Regions from separate parts of the Mus musculus genome. Here region 1 is linked to region 2. The links are chromatin contacts, found by Hi-C or POLR2A ChIA-PET in ENCODE. All regions are on one chromosome and are shown on one strand. The core of a region is the stretch at or near the end of the contact, and the rest is flanking DNA. Distances in the headings are between cores, read along the strand shown. Region 1 holds the start of Rcor1 (REST corepressor 1). Region 2 holds the start of 6030440G07Rik (RIKEN cDNA 6030440G07 gene).

Region 1 (2,700 bases), core at 105-2,604, 45 kb before region 2:
AGCTAAACCTTTTGATGGTTCTATTCTTTCACAACCTCTTCCTCCCCACCCCATCCCCCCCAAAAGAAAAAAGAAATAAAGGAAACACACATTTACAAACAGATCTTAAAATAACAGCCACAAGTCGGGCTCTCTTATCTAGACAGATGCTCTCTGGAAAGCACACTTCTTTTATTACCTGATTGGGGTGGAGGGACAGGAAGATCTTTACTCCACCAGCCCTCGGGATGGGATGGGATGGGATGGGATGGGATGGGATGGGATGGGACAGGATGGGACCGGACGGGACAAGACGGGATGAGAGTCAAGAGGCAATAAGAGCGTAGGGTTGGCAGGGTAACGCTAGGAGCCAGTTTGAAGTAAGAAGTCTCTGCGGAGCCCTGGGTCCGAGCGCCCCAGGACGCCAACTCTCCAGCACTGCCACCCGGGATCCCGTCCTAGCTCCGGTACACCACACCTGGAGGCAGAGACATCCCACTCCACCCCGGCCAGGTGTGGCTTTCTCAGAGCCGGGGGACACTGCGGGCCCAGTGCTGTCCCCACCGGAGCCCATGGCCTCCCCGCACCCGAATCTGCAGCACACTCGTGTGCGAGCGTGCCGCGCCGCCTGCCCTCGCGCCCCGTGTGCCCCCGCGGACCGAAGGCCAACACGCACAAAAAACAAAGTTGTCTCCCGAGCTCCCGTCACTCGCTACTCACCAGGATCGAAGTCGGGCACCGCCGCTTGGTACTGGGGTCCCACCCGCATGCCACCGCCACCTGCGGGGAAGCAGAGCACGGCGGTCAGCGCGGGCGCGGACACGGGCCGGGCGCGGGGGCGGCTGCCACCTACCGTGCTCCTCGTCGCTGGACGAGCCCGAGCTGCCTTCCTCCCAGGAGTTGCTGCCGCTGTTCCCGTTGGGAGCCGCCGCCGCCAAACTTTTATTCTGGCCATTATTGGGGGCGGCGGCGGCCGAGGCGGCGGCGGCGGCCGAGGCGGAGGCGGTGCCGGCCGAGGCGGCGGCTGAGGCGGCGGCCGAGGCGGCCGAGGCGGCGGCCGAGGCTGCGGAGGCCGCCGTGTTCCTCCCTCGCCGCTTCCCTGAGACCTCGGGGCCCTTCTCCACCATGGCCGGCATCGGCGGGGCCCGGGGCCGGGCCAAAGTGACGGGGACCCCGGCTCGCGAGGCGCGGGCGGCGGGCCGCGGGCAGGGGGCGCAGGTGGGCGCCGGGCCGGGCGGGCGAGCGCGCGGGATCCGCTGGCGGGAGTTGGGGCTAGAGGAGGCCCAGACGGGCGGAGCAACGAGCCGCCTCAAGCCCCCGATGCCGAACGGAGCGCAACTTTGGCTCTCATCGCCGCCCGCACTTCGCTGGCTCTAACTACTCCGGGAGCCGCGGGCGGGGGGGAGGGGCGGAGCCTGGGGGGGAGGAGGGCCGCGCACAGCCTAACCCGTCGCTCGCAAGCTCCGCCCCTGCGAGCTTCCATTGGCTCTCACGGGATCCGGGCGGCAAGCAGGGGCATGGTAGGTCTCTGTGCGCGTCCGTCAGGCCACGGGGGCGGGATCACGGGAAGGAGGGGGAAGGTTCTGTGCTTCCGTTGGCCAGGTTGGGTTGACGCGTATCGCCCACTGTACGTGGTTTGAGGTTTGCGATCGCTTTACGCCCCATGATCCATCTCTCGAGGCAACAGCGAGGAGTTAGCCCCCTCCCCCTCCCCAGCGCCCCGCTCCCTCCGCTCGCACCCTGTGGGCCCCGCGCCACCTCCCCCGGGGATCCCGCCGAGCGTCCCATCGGCTTCCCAAAGTGAATGTGCCCGACGCGAGAACAGAAATCGCGGGCAAGGTCGGGACTACTTTCCCCCTCGCGCGGAGGAGTACGCGCACAGTTTGAATGGGTTCTATACAAAGAGGGGAAACTAATTGGAAGAAACTAATTGCGCCCCCGCGTCGCCCAGGGGCGATCGAGATGTACTAGAGCAAGGGAACCTGGGGACGAGGCTCTCAGGTGGCAGTGTCCCCCGAGGGAAGGAAAGCGGTTGTGCCTGGAGACGATGGAGCTCCCCGCTAATTGGGTTGGGGGCCACCGGCTCCCCACGTTGCCTGAGGGGCCGAGGGAGGAGTCGGGATGTTCGGCCGGGGAGGGCCTCGAAGCCGTCGGGGTGAGGGGAGGTGCCGAGTGGCCCCGGGACAGCAGGAGGGACATAGATCGACTAGGGGCCCCACCGCGAGGGGGAAAAAGAAGGAGCTTGAGTCCCCAGCTCGGTAGAAGAGGAGGGTCACTTCCCGAGACCCGGGCCCTTCCCCCAGCCCGCAGGGCTAAGAGCCTGAACGCGGAGGAGTCGGTGACACCCAGCCCTGGGCGTCCTTGTCCCTGGAGTGATCAAGCGAGGGGCCCCGTCACTGCCTGACAGCTGCCTGTGGGGCTGGGTGGGCTGCCCCACCCCCCGCGCCAGCGACCAAACCTGGGGACTATAGGTGAAACCGTTTGCTTTAAATTAAAAATAAATAAATAAAACAGGAGATGGCTATTTTTCGTTTATATTACTTCAGACCTGGGCTTCATATGGGGACAGTTTTTACACCCGCTCAGGATATAAATAGCTACAGAGAGAAAACGAGAGTTTTATGGTTTGAAAGCCCGCATAAATAAGCAGGGGTTTCTCTTCCACGTTTTCTGCCCCGCGAATCATTTTAAACTTCACTGAAGTGACCATGGTCACTTCTA
Region 2 (2,700 bases), core at 107-2,606:
TTTTAATGAATTTATTGTAAAGTATGTGCATGCCTGTGTCTGTGTCCCTGAGCAGTGCCTCTGAGACCAGAGGCGTAGGAATCCCGAGGCTGGAGTTAAAGCAGTTGGAAGCTGCTTGATGTGGGCACTGGATTACAGGCTCGTCCCCTGAGCTTGGCTCGTAAGGATGTATTTTTTTTTTTTTTTGAAGATTTATTTTTATTTTCAGAAATTTTTCTTTTTTTTAAAAATTTCTTTTTGTACATATTTATTTTATTTTATGTGTGTTATAAGCTTTCATGCATGTATTGTGCATGCCTGATGCCCACAGAAGCCAAACAAAGGGTGTTAGGTTCCCTGGAACTGAGCTATAGATAGTTTACAGATAGTTGCAAGCCATCATTAGGTTCTAGGAATTGAAGCGGGTCCTCTGCAAGAACGACAGTCCATCCCCACCACACACACTTTTTTTTTTTTTTTTTTTTTTTTTTTTTGGGACAGGATCTCACTGTGTAGCCCCGGAGGCCTGGAACTCTCTCTGCAGACCAAGCTGGCCTTGAACTCACAGAGATGAACTTGTTTCTGTCTCCCAAGTGTGCTAGAAGTAAAGGTCTCTGAAACCAGCCCAACTTAGTGATGTTTTCCTTCATTTCCATAGTCATGTGGCAGTCCAGGAGGGCAGAATGTTTGTCTCTGCCTATCGTCTAAGGACATGTCGTCTTGGCACCTAGCTGGCACACCCACCACATACAATGTTGTATTACGTGTTGCACCTGGCAAAAGTTCATCTTTAATGTTCAGGCCACAAGACCCACACACCCGCATGCATACCGGGCACTGCCCACCGACCCACTTGCCTGCCCCGCCCCCTTCTCGCATGGCCCCGCCCCTTCTTGCAAGGCTCTTGCCCCTCTCTCACGGCTCCGCCCCCTTCTCACACTCCTGTCAGGTCGTCTCAGTTGAGACTGTTGGCAGTAGCGGCTTCCACTCTCTGCCTTGATTCACCTTTGCACAGCTCCTCCAGCTCAGCCTGAAAATCACCACAGCCATTTCTGAGAGACCCTTACCTAACACAGCTGTCTTCTTCATGCTTCATCCTTCACCCACAGATGTGATTGATGCAACCAGACTGCCATGCTGTAAGGGAGCCCAGGCTAGTGTGGTAAGAAGCCTTGCAGAGGGGAGCCAAAGGCCCTACTTAGGGCAAGAGCCCCAGCAGACTAGGAAGCAGCCAGCTGAGCCCTGTCATTATCCAGAATCAGCCGATGAAGCCTCTCGGGACTTTTCACCTATTGAGCCTCCAGATGATTGCAGCTGTGTAAGCGCAGGAAGCAGGACTGCAGGACCATCCGGGAGCCGTGAGAGGTTACAGAGACTGGGCTTCTAAGCCACCCTGCAGGACTGGTTCTTATCCAGCAGTGACAGAACACCCAGGGAGTCTCCTGCCTCTCGGGGTCACTTAATATGCAAACCTTTCTCCCACCGTACTCCTTTCCCTCCCAAACCAGTACTATATTTTATGTATGTGACTACACTGTAGCTGTCTTCAAACACACCAGAAGAGGGCATCGGATCCCATTATAGATGATTGTGAGCCACCATGTGGTTGCTGGGAATTGAACTCAGGACCTCTGTGTCTTTAGTTAGGGTTTTACTGCTGTGAACAGACACCATGACCAAGGCAACTCTTTTTTTGTTTTGTTTTGGTTTTTTTTTTTATTTTGTTTTGTTTTTCAACACAGGGTTTCTCTGTATAGCCCTGGCTGTCCTGGAACTCACTTTGTTTGTAGACCAGGCTGGCCTTGAACTCAGAAATTTGCCTGCCTCTGCCTCCCAAGTGCTGGGATAAAAGGCATGCGCCACCACTGCCTGGCCAAGGCAACTCTTATAAGGACAACATTTTATTGGGGCTTTACAGGTTCAGAGGATCAGTCCATTTTCATCATAGCGGGACCATAGCAGCATCCAGGCAGGCATGGTGCAGGAGAAGCTGAGAGTTCTACATCTTCATCTGAAGGCTGCTAGCAGAATACTGGCTTCCAGGCAGTCTTAAACCCCACACCCACAGTGACACACTCTGGAAGAGCAGTCAGTGCTCTTAACCGGTGAGCCATCTCTCCAGCTCTGTTTTTGTTTTGTGAGATAGGGTTTCACTGTGTAGCCAGGTTGCACTTGAACTCACAGAAACTCCCCTGCTTCAGCTTCCTGAGTATGGGGATTACAGGTGGGAGCCACCAGACCTGGTGGAGTTCAGCCCATTTGTTTGTTTTTGAGACATGGTGTTACTGTGTATCTCTGGCTGGCCTAGAACTCTCTATGTAAACCAGGCCTGTCTGCCTCCCCGGTGCTGGGATTAAAGTCCAGAAAGGATGACAGTTTGCCCAAATCCCTTTTCCAGCCGGGGAGCCCCTCCCAGACTGTTTCTTCCTGCTCTGCAGCCTCTGGGAGGTAGCTTTCCCAAGAACCTTGTCATTTCCTCTAGCCAGAGGTGAACACCTTCTGTACTGCATTGCTGTGTCATTGGGGTTCCTTGCTGCCCCCCGGGTGCTAGGAAGCCCTCTTCTTAGGTTGTTCTGTGTTCAGTTCATCTTCCTGTGTTCAGCCCTCAGCCCTGCAGGCGCCCAGGAGCCTCATAAACGTGCACCTGGGGAAGGACAGGCCGGAGCCCGAGGGGCCCAGGGAAGATCCCTGGAGGCATAGTTACCGTGCTTGGTGAGCAAG

Evidence for each region. A loop is a pair of places that touch in the nucleus more often than their neighbours do. ChIA-PET counts read pairs that join two places held with the same protein, here RNA polymerase II (POLR2A).
Region 1: a loop to region 2 is called in a map of heart, with 5 times the contacts of the local background. The contact joins the promoter of Rcor1 here to the promoter of 6030440G07Rik in region 2. A Hi-C loop is called at or near these places in 7 of 37 maps with a recorded cell type or tissue (gastrocnemius, heart and left cerebral cortex). POLR2A ChIA-PET finds 5 or more read pairs at or near these places in 4 of 5 experiments (Patski and embryonic stem cell).

The regions. Positions count from the first base shown.
Region 1 is chr12:111,038,021-111,040,720 of GRCm38, reverse strand. It overlaps Rcor1 (REST corepressor 1), which reads right to left and starts at 1,354. Exons shown (of 12, transcript NM_198023.3): 1 at 833-1,354; 2 at 700-759. The coding sequence starts at 1,115.
Region 2 is chr12:110,993,054-110,995,753 of GRCm38, reverse strand. 6030440G07Rik (RIKEN cDNA 6030440G07 gene) reads right to left here and starts at 1,356. Exons shown (of 3, transcript NR_036598.1): 1 at 1,047-1,356.